Linked DNA regions of Homo sapiens: region 1 is linked to region 2. Evidence: read pairs that join two places in POLR2A ChIA-PET (ENCODE). Cell type or tissue: Panc1. All regions are shown on one strand.

What was found. ChIA-PET counts read pairs that join two places held together with the same protein. Peaks named below come from ENCODE experiments on the same cell type or tissue, not always from the same donor. Only the 100,000 strongest peaks of a DNase experiment are listed, where the experiment ranks them.
Region 1: POLR2A ChIA-PET joins it to region 2 with 10 read pairs; 2 of 35 experiments call an interaction of 5 or more read pairs at or near these places.

Annotation. Positions count from the first base shown.
Region 1 is chr3:183,678,973-183,686,972 of GRCh38, forward strand. It overlaps KLHL24 (kelch like family member 24), which reads left to right. Exons shown (of 8, transcript NM_017644.3): 8 at 114-5,547. The coding sequence ends at 314. Among named protein-coding and RNA genes, the nearest start is that of YEATS2, 15 kb to the right of the region's middle. In Panc1, no CTCF peak of the experiment used is centred here; no DNase peak of the experiment used is centred here.
Region 2 is chr3:184,095,340-184,103,339 of GRCh38, forward strand. It overlaps HTR3E (5-hydroxytryptamine receptor 3E), which reads left to right and starts at 1,725. Exons shown (of 9, transcript NM_001256613.2): 1 at 1,725-2,257; 2 at 5,146-5,312; 3 at 6,146-6,190. The coding sequence starts at 2,191. It overlaps HTR3E-AS1 (HTR3E antisense RNA 1), which reads right to left. Exons shown (of 3, transcript NR_133658.1): 3 at 1-11. In Panc1, no CTCF peak of the experiment used is centred here; no DNase peak of the experiment used is centred here.

The DNA.
Region 1 (8,000 bases), 420 kb before region 2:
TATCATGTCTCCCTTTTTTTTGACTGTGCTAAAGCATTATTTTGCTTTTCTGTTTGTTACCAAATCCTTTATCTTCAATGGTTAATTTTTTGTTTATATATTTGGTTAAACAGGAAAACTGTGGTATGTCTGTGTGTAATGGTAAAATATATATCCTGGGCGGAAGACGGGAAAATGGAGAAGCCACAGACACTATTCTCTGTTATGATCCTGCAACAAGTATCATCACAGGGGTAGCTGCAATGCCCAGGCCAGTGTCCTATCATGGCTGTGTGACTATTCATAGATACAATGAGAAATGCTTTAAACTCTGAAGACAGGATACCTCACCGAAGAAGCCACACTGATCCAAGATGGGAGGTTTTAAAAACTCTACAGTGGGAACTTCACATATCTCCTTTGTGCCATATGCAAAAAATAGTAAAAATAATAATTTGGTGCCTTTCTCCTCAAAATATCAATCTTTCAAACTATAATAAAGCCTTTCCTATAATTGAAAAAAAAAACTTTTTTGTTAAAGGTAATGGTGGTTGTTACTTGGCCTTTGAAGAGTGTACCTTTGTAAGTATTTGTAAGAAGTCTATGTGAATTAGGAAATGTCTGTCTGCATACCTTTTAGGAGCGTGTGAATGGTGTCTTCACTTATTATGTATGTTTATCTGTATGTATATTCCTTATTTTGTCATATATGTAGAGAAAATTGCATGACTTGAGGCATCATTTAGGTTGAAGAAGTTAATGCTTAGGATGCATTCTAGGAGAAAAAATCAGTTTTAAAAACCTTTGTTGTTAACAAAGTATATCCAGATTGGTTAATTTTATTGAAGGGTTTTTTTCTGTAATTGATAAAAATGTAATGACAACAATTCAGGCATCATAAAATACTGAACTATTGTGACTTTATTCTTAGAATTGCTGTCTTACATTAAACATGTTTTTAGGGGGAAGTTAGGTAGGAGATAGAAAAATAAGTGCCCCTACAAGGGGGATTAAAATTACAAGTTAATTCCTAAGAGAAAAATGGAATGGCCTTTGAAGGAAAAATGACCCACTATGGCTCTCAAAGTTTTTATGCATCATCTCTTCAATCCTCTAAGAAAGCCTCTTTTCTTAACTTGATAAAGCAGTGGAAACCCATTTTGCAATATTGTTTTGTGAAAAACAGGGACAGACAGCCAGGTACAGAGACTCACACCTGTACTCCCAACTACTCAGCAGGCTGGGGCAGGAGGATTGCTTGAGCCCAGGAGTCTGAGGCTACAGTGAGCTATGAACGCACACGGCACCCTAGCCTGGGCAACAGGTTGCGACACTGTCTCAAGAGAAAAGAAAAAGAAAAATAGGGATAGGTTTTCCTTCCTAGCCCAGTAGAGTTTGACCTCATTAGTATGGTGCTTTGGGTGAGGACCTCTTCCTTGATTATCCCACTTTCTAGTGAACAGCTAAAATTCCTGAGAGTCTCTACTGTTAAGGTACCTTTAATAGGATAAAGCAGGGACCACCTATCTCAGTGGGTCCATTTTTCTTTTAAAATTAGTTATCTGAAAAAACTTAGCAGTAGTTCCCATCTTTAAGGTAAGTCTTTCATTTGGTCCCCATTGTGTAAAATACTAATCAACATTTTCAAGCTTCTGTACAACAGACTGCTTTTGTCTAGATTTCTCAACTCCACTTTATAAAGCTTATCAGTTTTCAGAGAGGAATGTGAATTTTTTTTCTAATGCAAATAAATGGATATGGCAGGAACTACAGCATAAGTGATTATTGTGATTCTGGGTGGACGGATATAATTTACAACATTTAGGGATGTTCTAGGTAGCCTGCTGTAGTTTGACTTCCAGTCACTGTTGTCTTTCACATTATAATTTGTATATTTCTTGTGATAGAAGGGATGATGCAAATATGTAATTAAAGTGTCACCAGATTTCTGTTAAAACCAAGGTTGAAATAAAAAGCCTAACATTGGTAAGCTACATTGTTTTCTCATTTTAGAATGATTCAGAGATTTCAGATAGACATTTTTTAAACTTTAATGCTTAGCTAGAATCTACATTCTGAGGAAAACTCTAAAAAACTTAAAAATTTTTAGGGAATTTTTATTTTTCAAATCATAATTTTAAAATGATAGATACCATTTTGTGATAACAACAATTCAGAAAACAATTTTCTATCCTCTTAGTTGAAAGAATGTAGGTACAGTTTGGATACTTGTACTTTAATTTTAGAGTAAACATCTGCATTATACTCTTATAGATAATAGAATTATTTAGTTAAGAAATTCTTTACAGTAAATGAGATAATGTGTGAAAAAGTATTTTGTAAATGCTGAGGATTCTACAAATGATAGTTGTTATTTTCATGTGTATTTGTAAGATCATGTCCATTTCATGAATATAGGACTTCACATAAAAAAAGACTTTCTCAAGACAACTTTATATTCTAGTATTTTTCTGTTGTAAAAAGTATTAACTATTTACTTTTATTTTGTTATACATTTATTTTAATATCCATGTGTTTATTATAGTAAATTTGAAATGAAATCCTGAAAAACAGAATTTTTTTAAACACAGACCTCACACCAATATTAATTTTTTCTCTACATAATTTAAAACTACATAAATTAAGTACTTAAAATTTATATTGAAGGCCACCAAGAACTTAGGTTGAATCTTAGAAAATTTAAATAACTATTTTTAAAGTTACCCAACTTAATATTTTAATTTTTTAATATTTATCTTCCTTTACTAATTCTTGATAAATAATAGCATTAGACTTGATAAAATAAAAAAGAATTTTAGAGTAGAATTAATATATCAAAAGGGGTATATCAACCAAATTGGTGTCAGATTGTATTCATTCTCTCATCACATAAAGATTTTTCTTTTGATAGGTGATGCTCATATGAACCTTTGGTTTAGAATCTATATATGTACATGTGTATGTATGTAGATAGTATGGTTGTATACACACATATATACCAAACACCATGAATTTTAGCAGTCTGTGATGATCAGCAAAAAAGCACATAAAGTAAAAATTAGTTGACCATGCTAAATTCAATTCTGGAATTTTTTTTTATTTGGGCATTTCTAGAACTTTTTACATTTGAAAGTACATGATGAGTATTAGTAACGATGACTTATGTATAATCAGAATCTTTATGACAATTTAGTTTTACAAGGTCAGAAGAGATGAGTTTGCTAAACCCAGCTGTGATACCTCAGTTGGAAAGGGAATTCAAAGGTATGCTTTGTAGAACAGAAAAGTATAGTTTTTTTTTCATGAACTTTAATCATTTTCTGTTTTTCCTCTATGTGAGTCAGCTACAAAAGTGGTCTAATTTTTACAACAGTAGAACTTCCTCCTTTTCTACTGTAATCTTCCCACTGACTTTACTGCACAGGTATGAAATACTAGTGTATTGGATCTTCAGTAACCTTTTTATTTCCTAGATGATTGAAATATAGGTATTTACTCCATTTAAACCAGGTGATAAGATGATGTAAATACTCAGGGAGGGTATTAACTTGTTACTTTTGCTCGTTTGGGGTGTAAAGTGCCATGACTGAATAATCTTCAATTCATGATTCTAGAGTAAGTTTAATTTGGAAAAAGGGGCTTCACACATGGTGGTGGTTGAACATTGATTCTTTTATACTTAAAAAGATGAAAATGTTTTGTGGACTGATACATTTTATCTTACTGAATATGAATTGTTTATGTATCTCTACTGTCAAATAGCCTTTTTGAAACTCAGGAAAGACAAAGGTTCAATTACACCACTTTTGTCAATAAGCAAACCAGGTATTTTTTTTTTCTCCTGTTGTCTGGATATGGCAATAGATTTTTTAAATTGCTGTGAGAACCCATATATGAAAAGAGAGGAGTTGAATTGTGTGTGCCTTTTATGTCTTGAGATTTATATGTGGAAAAGACGACATCTACTTCAAACTGTATTTTTTTCGTTTTTTTTTTTTTTTGGGGAAGGGGGGAGAACGGGGTCTTGCTCTGTCGCCCAGGCTGGAGTGCAGTGGCGCGATCTCAGCTGACTGCAACCTCCACCTCCCGGGTTCAAGGGATTCTGCCTCAGCCTCCCGAGTAGCTGAGACCACAGGTGCGTGCCACCACACCCGGCTAATTTTTTTGTATTTTTAGTAGAGACGGGGTTTAGTAGAGACGGATCACTCCTGACCACGTGATCCGCCCACCTCGGCCTCCCAAAGTGCTGGGATTACAGGCGTGAGCCACCACCCCCGGCCTGTATTTTCAGAGAGGAGAGCTTGGTGTTTTTGTGGTGCCAAGTGGTAAGATAATGTCTCTTTGAGGCTTCCTATGGACTGCCTTTATTTTAGTAAACTCAAGACACCAGTTAACCTCAACAGAGTTTTGGCCTTATTAGAATTTGTTGTGCATCTTATTGAAAGCCAGGTTTACATCACCTCACCCCATTATTCTTTTTAGTTAAATAAATTTACCATGCCAAGTAACCAGAATGGAGCAAATTGGTTGATCTTTAAGGCAGTAGGTTTGACTAGCTAGCTATCATTATTGTCACATCTAATGCTAGGCACCAGAAACCATTTGAGCCAGGAGTGTGAATGAATAATTCCAGAGACACTTTAGACATTTTTTAATGTTTTATATGAACATTTTACATTTGTGTGATTGCCTTAGATATTAAATTTTCCTAGTGCTGATAAAAACAGCAACATTCATAACTTATTTTATATATTGTTCCAAAGAAAAGAATTTGTTTTAATGGTTTCAAAATAACTGCACCTGAATTTGTTTATGTGCCTTAAGTTCTCTAGTGCTATTTCAACTTTTTTTTCAATCTAAATGAAGCTTACCTTAGATAAGGTTCATATTTGTTTCCTATAGAGTAAATAAACTTCCCCTTCTTAAATTGTGTAATAAGCACCAACGTGTGGTTGCTTGGCAGAATGAGAATGTTAAGGGAGATTGTTGGATGTTTGGAGTTTCATTATATTTTTTGTTTTTATTTTTTGATACCTAGGTGCTTTTTAAAATATTCAGACAAATATCTATCTTACATTGATTAAACCCGTGTAAATTCATTTGCAGTATCTACATCGAATGTCAAAAAAGTATACTTATTTTTGTTCCATACTTATGTACAATTTTTTCCCTCTTCAGGCTTTTTCATTTACCTTTTTGAAAAAGCACTTACTCTCCCCTTCCCTATCACCCCTCCCCCAAGGTTTCTTTATTTAAATTTTTATTGAGAGTTGTTGGAGCTCTAAGACAATACAAATTTAGAGTTGAACAAAAGTATAATCTGCTTTACAACTAGTATAGACCTAAGGTCATTTGCTTTCAATTAGAGGCTCCAGAGTCTTCATAGTGGAAAGAATGCTTTGTATTTAATTGTTCTTAGTTAAGTTGTAGCACGTGAATACTTACTTACATGTTTTGTTTAAATATACTTCTTGCATAGTTTAATTTTTTAAAAGTTGTATCTAATAAAATGTCTTTTAACCATTATTACTTGACTATATGGTTGTATTAAATTTTGTTTACGAAAAATTTGTTGTTCTGTTTTATTTTAAGTATATTTAAGGGGTTGTGCAAAAAAGAGATGGGGAAAATACTGGATATATTAATATATGTGTGTATTTACTGGTATGTCCATAAAATAACTGGAAGGATAAATAAGAAACTGAAAATATTAGTGTGTAAGAGGAAAGGAAATGGTGGCTGAAGGACAAGTAAAAATGAAACTTTACTGCATACGTATATGTGTGTAATTATAAATACATATAAAATCAATTTTTTAGTCTGAAACACACGAAAGTATTCCCTATTCAAAAAAAAAAATTTTTTTTTTCTTTTTTTGAGACGGAGTCTCACTCTGTCACCCAGGCTGGAGAGCAGTGGTGCAGTCTTGGCTTACTGCAACCTCTGCCTCCTGGGTTCAAGCGATTCTCGTGCTTCAGCCTCCTGAGTACCTGGGACTACAGGTGCATGCCACCACGCCCGGCTAATTTTTCTTTTTATATTTTTAGTAGAGACAGGGTTTCACCGTGTTAGCCAGGATGGTCTCGCTCTCCTGACCTCGTGATCCTCCCGCCTCAGCCTCCCAAAGTGCTGGGATTACAGGTGTGAGCCACTGCACCCAGCCTCTTCTATTATACTTTAAATTTTCTGTTTAAAAAAAAATGACCTGGCTGGGCACAGTGGCTCACGCCTGTATTCCCAGCACTTTGGGAGGCCAAGGCGGGAGGATCACGAGGTCAAGGGATTGAGAACATCCTGGCCAACATGGTGAAACCCCATCTCTACTAAAAATACAAAAATTAGCTAGGCATGGTGGTGTGTGCCTGCAGTCCCAGCTACTTGGGGAGGCTGAGGCAGGAGAATCGCTTGAACCCAGGAGGCGGAGGTTGCAGTGAGCCAAGATCGAGCCACTGCACTCCAGCCTGGGCGACAGAGCGAGACTCCGTCTCAAAAAAAAAAAATAAATAAAATAACCTGCTGTCTTAATGGAATGTGGAGGGAAATGGACTATACCTGCCTTCTGCTTCTCTGCTATTTATTAACTGATAATGGAGACAGAAGGGATAGTTTCCTCCTAATTATGTTAGGATATATTTTTTTTTTTCGAGACAGGATCTCACTGTGTCACCCAGATTGAACTGCAGTGGCACAATCATGGCTCATGGCAGCCTCAATTTCCTGGACTCAGGTGATTCTCCTACCTTAGCATCCCTAGTAGCTATAGGACTACAGATTCATGCCACCACGCCTAGCTAATTTTTAAATTTTTTGTAGATACAGGGGGTCTTGCTGTGTTGCCCAGGCTGCTCTCAAACTCCTGACTTCAAGTGATCCTTCTGCCTTGGCCTCCCAAAGTGCTGGGATTACAGGCATGAGCCACAATGCCCAGCTCACATAAATCTCCTATACAAAATATAGATATCAACATTGTACAAGGAGTATAAATTAAGAGTCAGAAAAATCATATGAGCCTTCCCAGCTATCAGATTATCATATCAATCAATATTAAGATTTTTTCCTTTAAAACAGACTGCCTGCATTTTGGGTCACAAAAACTCAGACTCATTCAATATACAAACTCTGGCTACCCAAATACTCTACATGGTCTTATCTATAGCAAATAGAATACAAAGCAGCAAGGAAAATTCCCTGATAGTTTCTTCTCTTTTTGTTTTTGTTTTTGTTTTTTTTATAATGAGAACAGTTCTTTAGGCACATTTATGATGTAGGGTCCAAGGGAAAACAAAAGGGAGATTAATAGGAGAAAAGGCATACACGTTTATTAATGTGCACAGGGAAGAATCACAACATAATTACCCCACTATGCAATGGGGTAGAGAATGTCATATACCCTTCTTGGGGGAAAGGGAGATAGGAAGTGTGGGTGATTTCAGGGAGGTAGTAAATGATTTTTTTTTTTTTTTGGGACGGAGTCTCTTTCTGTCACCCAGGCTGGAGTGCAGTGGCACGATCTTGGCTCACTGCAACCTCAGCCTCCTGGGTTCAAGCGATTCTTCTGTCTCAGCCTCCCAAGTAGCTGGGATTACAGGCATGCACCACCATGCCTGGCTAATTTTTGTAGAGATAGGGTTTTAGTAGAGATGGGGTTTCACCATATTTGCCAGGCTGGTCTCGAACTCCTGACCTCGTGATCCACCTGCCTTGGCCTCCCAAAGTGCTGGGATTACAGGTGTGAGCAGTAAATGATTTTTAAGGGAATTCAATGGGTCTGTAGAACTTTGAATGGCCTGGGACAAAAGTCTGTTGGGCCTGCCGAGTAGACAATGGTTTGTGACAAAAGTCTGTTCAGTGCGTTAACAGACTTCAGTCTTTCTTCCTGCAATATGAGTTCACTTAACGAAAACTCGGGGAAGGGACGAGCAGTAATTGTTTTCATCTTTGGTGGGTCGAGACTTTAGGTAGATAAGGGAACTTCGGAGAACAACTTCATCTTGTGCTTTGGGAGAGACAAAGGATTGAGA
Region 2 (8,000 bases):
AGGCCCTGTCTCTAGAAACAATAAAAAAAAATTAGCCACACATGGTGGCATGCACCTGTAGTCCCAGCTACTTGGGAGGCTGAGGTGGCAGGATTGCTTGAGCCCTGGAGTTCAAGGCTACAGTGAGCTATGATCATACCACTGTACTCCAGCCTGGGAGACAGTGAGACCCTGTCTCTAAAAAAAACAAAACAAAACAAAAAGCAAAACTCAGTGGACAGATTAGACACAGCTGAGGGCCGGGCACGGTGGCTCACGTCTGTAATCCCAGCATGGTGGCTCACAGTTGAGGGCCAGGCATGGTGGGAGACAGTGAAACCCTCTCTCTAAAAAACAAAAAAACAAAAAAACAAAACCAAAACTCAGTGGGCAGATTAGATGGACAGATTAGACACAGTTGAGGGTCAAGCACAGTGGCTCACTCCTGTAATCCCAGCACTTTGGAAGGCCGAGGTGGGCAGATCAGCTGAGGTGAGGAGTTCAAGACCAGCCTGGACAACATGGTGAAACCCTGTCTCTAATAAAAATACAAAAATTAGCTGGGTGTGGTGGCACAAGCCTGTAGTCCCAACTACTCAGGAGGCTGAGACAGGAGAATCGCTCAAATCAAGGAGGTGGAGGCTGTAGTGAGCCAAGATCACGCCACTGCACTCTAGCCTGGGCAACAGAATGAGACTCCATCTCAAAATAAAATAAAATATGGAAGGCATCCATACTTGCATTTTGCATTCTTCGTATGTAATCATATTGTCAAAGACAAATTATGTCATAATCTATTGTAAATAACACTTTTCCCCAGACCTACCATAAAGTTTCTGCAATGTATTGTCTTCCAGTTGCAATAAAAATTACTGAGTTTCATCAAAAATTAATTAATTAATTAATTAAAATAAACACAGTTGAGGAGAGAATTTTTTTCCTGGAAGCTAGATCTGAAGAAATCATTAGGGACAGAGATAAAGAGGTAGAAAATAGGAAAGAGAGGTGTGCTAGGCAGAATAACGGCCCCCAGAATTTGTCCACATCCTAATCTCTGGAACCTTAGGTTATATGGAAAAGGGGAGTTAAGGTTGCAGATGGAATTAAGGTTGTTAATTATCGGACTTTGAGATGGGGAGACTATCCTGGATTATCCAAATGGACACAATGCAATCACAAAGGCTCTTATAAGTGGAAGAAGGAGAGAGAAACAAATAAGAACCAGAGAGATGAGATGCCTTGTGAGAAACATTGGCCTGATGTTGCTGGTTTTGAAGATGGAGAAGTAAAAATAATGAACCAAGAAATACAGGCAGTTTAAAAGCTGGAAAAGGCCGGGTACAATGGCTCATGTCTATAATCCCAGCACTTTGGGAGATCAAGGTTGGAGGATCACTTGAGGCCAGGAGTTGGAGACAAGCCTAGGCAACAAAGCGAGACCTCATTTCTACTAAAAAAAAAAAAAATAGCCAAGCTTGGTGGCTCACACCTGTGAGGTCCCAGCTACTTGGGAGGCTGAGACGGAAAGATCCCTTGAGCCCAGGAGGTCAAGGCTGCAGTGAGTCGCGATTGCGCCACTGCACTCCAGCCTGGTCAACAGAGTGAAACCCTGTCTCAAAAAAAAAAAAATCTGGAAAAGGCAAGGAAATGGATTCTCCTCTAGAGCCTCCAGAGGGAATGCGGTCCTGCTGACACATTCATTTTAGCCCAGTGAGACCCATTTCAAACTTCTGGCCCACAGAACAGTAAAATAACAAATTGTGTTTATTTAAGCCACTGGGTTTGTGATTTGTTACAACAGCAATAAAAGGCATGTAAGATAGAAGGAAACCATTCAACACATGTCTAATAAGAAAAATAGAGGAAGTGAAACATTTATAAATGTCTGAGAATTTTCCAAAATTGAAGAGATGAGTCTTCAGACCAAGGGATCTCACCAAGATCTGCAAGTTGATCACGTATGAACTATCTATAACCATTTACGTTGCAGTGAAATACCTAAGACTAAGATAAAGTCTTAAAAGCAGACTGAACCTTAAGCATAGGCAAGAACAAGACAACCAGAACACTCTTTGAAGGAAGGTTACAAATGTCAGTGGTCAACCAATGCTATTAGTATTCAAAGTCAGACTCTAGGTGTGGCCTGTGCTGCTTTAATCTGGGCATTCCTGGGTCCCAGTACATGTTCAGAGAAGAACTTAGACAAAGAAGATGGAAGGAAGCTGGTTCCACAGGAAAAGATTTTCCTTCTACCTCCTTCTCGGTTTTCTGCTTCAAGGTAAGAAAGGAGCAATGATGGGGGAAGGCGGAAGAAGGAGGACCTCTCTCTAGTAGAACATCTAGGAACTTTTTTCAAATTTCCAACTCCTAGAGATTGTCTAAGATGGATAGAGTTCTTTCATAGCTACATTACTAAGATGCCCACATAGACTTTCCTTTTCTGAAAGACGGAAAATCCCCTTCCAGTTACATGCCAAACAAGAGCACTTTCATTTTCCTTCTCGAAAAATAGAGTTCAACACCAGCAAACTTTATCCTTTCACATATGGATATCCAGTTTTCCCAATACTACTTGAAAAGTCTGTCTTTTCTCCATTGGTACCCTACATGGAAGACAACCATCCACGATCGTCTTCTCTTGTATTTAGCTTCTATATCCATCCATCTTTCTATCCACAGGTGTAATTCTTTCTCTCTACAGGTATGAAACCCAAACCATTGTAGCAAAGTGCCCACCTCCTTTAGCCATAATTTCCCTGTCCATCTGCTGGATCCAAGGGCTCTAGGTTAGGTAAGGTGCCAGAAGGCAGCAGGTCAAGGGTGAAAGTAGAATGTGCTTCTCTTCCAGGGGGTCAGCATGGTAGAGAGACAAGAACATGGGATTTGGAGACAGGTGGACCTGGGTTTGAATCTTGGTGTCTCACGTTGCTAGTTTTATAAACTTGGATGCACTGCTTAACTTATCTGAGCTCTGGTTTCCTCATCTGTAAAACAGAACCTACCTTGCAGGGTTGTGAGGATTCAGTAAGAGAAGGAGGGAAGCACAGTGTCTGGCACTTGGTAAAAGTGCCAATAACTGTCATCTCTCCTCGTTAGATTATTCCATGACTTTGGATAAGGAGGCACAGGAGAGGACTGAACCAGAGGTGACTTTAAAGGCCAGCACAGGGAAGAGACACAAATTGTACACCTGGTCTAGGCAGTGTAAATGGTTATGAAAGCTCCTCTGGGCACTTGCACACAGGGGTTGACAAATGAATATTCACTGTTCTTAGAGTGGTTTAAGAATTTGCTGGAAAGCACTGTGACGTTGGGAATGGATAAGGCTCAATGTCCTTGGCACAGAGGTTATCAACCATCTCTCTCAGTCCAAGTTGTTGCTCCTCCAACACATTTTCATGACTAGAAAATTTAAAAATTTATTAGTTAGAAGAGGGTGGGACGGGTCAGGTGAGGTGGCTCACACCTGTAATCCCAGCACTTGGGACGCTGAGGCAGGCGGATCACCTGAGGTCAAGAGTTCAAGACCAGCCTGGCTAACATGGTGAAACCCCATCTCTACTAAAAATACAAAAACTAGCCTGATGTGGTGGTAGTGCCTGTAATCCCAGTTACTTGGGAGGCTGAGGCAGAAGAATCGGTTGAACCTGGGAGCCAGAGATTGCAGTGAGTCAAGATCGCACCACTGCACTCCAGCCTGGGTGACAGAGTGAGACTCCCTCTAAAAAAAATTTAAAAATTTAAAAAAGAAATTAAAAAAAAATCCCACCCACACTTCTAAAAATAGCTATGTGGCTAGGAATGGTGGCTCACACCTATAATTCCAGAACTTTGGGAGGCCCAGGTGGGAGAATCACTTGAGCCCCGGGGTTTGAGACCAGCCTGGGCAATATAGTGAGATCCCCGTCTCTACAAAAATTTTTTAAAAAAATTAGCCAAGTGTGGTGGGGAACGCCTGTAGTCACAGTTACTTGGGAGGCTGAGGTGGGAAGATCCCCTAAGCCCAGAGGCTGAGGCCAAGTGATTGCGCCACTGCACTCCAGCCTGGGCAGTAGAGTGAGTCGCTGTCTCAAAAAACCCCCAAAAACCCCAAACTAAGAAATATGCACAATTAGGCCGGGCACGGTGGCTCACGCCTGTAATCCCAGCACTTTGGGAGGCCGAGGCGGGTGGATCATGAAGTCAGGAGATTGAGACCATCCTGGCTAACAAGGTGAAACCCCGTCTCTACTAAAAATACAAAAAATTAGCCGGGCGCGGTGGCGGGCGCCTGTAGTCCCAGCTACTCGGGAGGCTGAGGCAGGAGAATGGCGTGAACCCGGGAAGCGGAGCTTGCAGTGAGCCGAGATTGCGCCACTGCAGTCCGCAGTCCGGCCTGGGCGACAGAGCGAGACTCCGTCTCAAAAAAAAAAAAAAAAAAAAGAAAGAAATATGCACAATTATTATATGTCCATTAAAAATAAAATAAAACTTTTTTAAAGCCTCAAACTAGAACGCTGGTGATAGAGTTGGGTAAAGTCAAGTAAGAAGGAAGGTTGGGGCAGTCGGGGTGAAAACAGGTGTGTTCTCTCCGGGGCCCCGGGACTGTAATCCTATCGGATGACTATCAACATTCCAGGCACAGTTTGCATATAGATTTGGGCATGCTTTGCATGGAGACAGAAATATTAGAAAGGAGGCTGGAGCTCTAGCTCAGCTTTGCTACATTAGCTTCCAGAATTTGCATTCCAGCTCACCCCATCCTCCCGGGCCTCGGAAGGAAGAGCCCAGCGTCTGGACCCCTCTCGGTGATCCCCTCCCCATTCTTCATCTCATCCCTGGGGACGTATAGCACAGCAGCAGCAGACAAACCTGGGTTCAGAACAAGTCCGGCTTCTGCCTTTTATTGGCTGTCTGACTGTAGGAAGTTACTTCCTCTTATTGCACCTTAGTTAGCTCGTTTATTACATGAGGGTAAAGCAGTATCTACCTGATAGGGGATTGGGAGGATTAAATGAGGTAATCCATTTTTAAAGGGCTTAGAATATACCTGACACACAGCCAGTGCTCAACAAATGTTAGCTTTCATTTTATCACGGGCGACCCCACGCCCTGCCTTGGGGCCCCTCTCATATAGGGAGCACAGGGTTGCTCTCCTTCATCTCACACATTCGATGTCCACTACAGGAAGGGGCGTTACTTTCACCATCAATTGCTCAGGGTTTGGCCAGCACGGGGCGGATCCCACTGCTCTGAATTCAGTGTTTAATAGAAAGCCCTTCCGTCCGGTCACCAACATCAGCGTCCCCACCCAAGTCAACATCTCCTTCGCGATGTCTGCCATCCTAGATGTGGTGAGTGCTGACCTCTCTAGCCCTCCTTGGTGTCCTTAACCTTTTTCCAGCCCCTGGCAAAGTGGCCCCCCAAAGCCCTTATCCACATTTCTGCTTCCTCCACCACTGCTGGATGGCATTTGCCTGGCATGGGGATCTCAAAGAAGCTCTGTCCAGGGCAGCAGGGTGAGGTATAACAGCACATGGAAGAGAATCTTTTCTTCTCTCTCTGGCTGTATACCAGTGACCAGGTTCTAATCTCAGAGGTTTTGATTGGATGAAACCCAAGCCTCGTTTTTGTTTTGTTTTTGTTTTTGTTTTTGTATTTTTTGAGATGGAGTCTCACTCTGTTGCCCAGGCTGGAGTGCAATGGCACGGTCTTGGCTCACTGCAACCTCCACCTCCTGGGCTCAAGCGATTCTCCTGCCTCAGCCTCCCAAGTAGCTGGGATTTCAGGCATGCGTCACAACACCTGGCTAATTTTTGTACTTTTAGTAGAGACGGAGTTTCACCATGTTGGCCAAGCTGGTCTCAAACTCCTGACCTCAAGTGATCTGCCTGTCTCGGCCTCCCAGGCATTACAGGCATGAGCCACCGCGCCCGGCCACATCGATATTTTTAAGCTTCTCGAGTTATTCTCATATACAGCGAGGGTTGAGAAGGACTACTTTACTCCCGCCCTGCTGTGAACTCTCCTGTCCGTAGCCTAACACATGGGTTTGGATAGAGCTTTTGTTCTGGATCACATATCCCCTTTATATACCTTGGGAGTTGGTAAACAAGCATGGGAAGTGGGGGAGATGGAACAGACTTCTTACTGGCAACATGATGGAAATAGGAAATTCTTTTGGCAGAATGAACAGCTGCACCTCTTGTCATCATTCCTGTGGCTGGAAATGGTATGGACAACACTTTATTCTCTCCCTACAGTTACAGTCAAAAAGGATTTTAAACGAAGATATAATAATTATGAATTTTTATGTCCCTAACATTGGTTTGAAACACATGAAGGAGAAATTGAAAAATCGACCATAATGGTGAGGGGCTTTAATACACTGCTTTCAAAATCAAGGAGAGGCTGGGCACGGGTGGCTCACGCCTGTAATCCCAATACTTTGGGAGGCCGAGGTGGGCAGATCACTTGAGATCAGGGGTTTGAGACCAACCTGGCCAACATGGTGAAACCCCATCTCTACTGAAAATACAAAAATTAGCTGGGCATGGTGGCGGGCGCCTGTAATCCCAGCTACTTGGAAGGCTGAAGCAGGAAAATCACTTGAACCTGGGAAGCAGAGGTTGCAGTGAGCCGAGATTGCGCCACTGCGCTCCAGGCTGAGCAACAGAGTGAGACTCTATCTCAAAAACAAAACAAAACAAAACAAAAATCTAGTAGAAAAGGAGTAAATATATAGTGATTTTCACAGCACAATTAAGAAGCTTAGTCTAATAAACATGTCAAACTTTGTATCAATGACCATACATAATTTTTTGTCACACACATAGAGTATTCTCAAAAACTGACCACATTTTTAACCACAAAAAGGTATGAACGCCAGGCAGAGTGGCGCATGCCTGTAATCCCAGCACTTTGGGAGGCCAAGGTGGGTGGATTGCTTGAGCCCAGGAGTTTGAGGCCAGCCTGGGCAACACGGCAAAACCTCGTCTCTACAAAAAAATACAAAAATTAGCTTGGTATGGTGTTTCACGTCTGTAGTCCCAGCTACTGGGGAGCCTGAGATGGGAGGATCACTTGAGCCTGGGAGGTCAAGGCTGCAGTCAGCCATAATTGTGCCACTGCACTGTAGCCTGGGCAACAGAGTGAGACCCTATCACACACCGGGGCCTGTTGTGGGGTGGGGGGAGGGGGGAGGGATGGCATTAGGAGATATACCTAATGTTAAATGATGAGTTAATGGGTGCAGCACACCAATATGGCACATGTATACATATGTAACTAACCTGCATGTTGTGCACATGTACCCTAAAACTTAAAGTATATAAAAAAAAAAAAAAGCTGGGCACAGTGGCTCACACCTGTAATCCCAGCACTTTGGGAGGCCGAGGCCGGTGGATCGCCTGAACTCAGGAGTTCAAGACCACCCTGGGCAACATGGTGAAACACCGTCTCTACTAAAATACAAAAAATTAGCCAGGCATGGTGACATGTGCCAGTAGTCCCAGCTACTCGGGAGGCTGAGGCACAAGAATCGCTTGAGCCAGGGAGACAGAGGTTGCAGTTGGCCGAGATCACACCACTGCACTCCAGCTTAGGCTACAGAGTGAGACTGCATCTCAAAAAAAAAAAAGAAAAGAAAACCTTGTTTCTTGGGAATTTAAAATTAAACTTCTAAATATTTGAGGCAAAGGAGAAAATAAAGCAATTAAGTAGAAATTACGAAGTAATTAGAAATGAAAATTATACATATGAAAATCTATGGAATGTAGTCAAAGCATAACCCAGTGGAAAATTTATATCTTAATTGCATTGATAAGAAAACAAGGTGTGTGGGAGGATGGGGGGAAATAAAAGCAAATGAATTGAGTTTCCAACTTGAAAAGCCTGCTTGATGGCTGGGCTTGGTGGTTCACACCTATAATCCCAGCTCTTTGGGAGGCCTAGGCAGGTGGATCACTTGAGGTCAGGAGTTCGAGACCAGCCTGGCCAACATGATGAAACTCCATCTCTACCAAAAATATAAAAAAATCAGC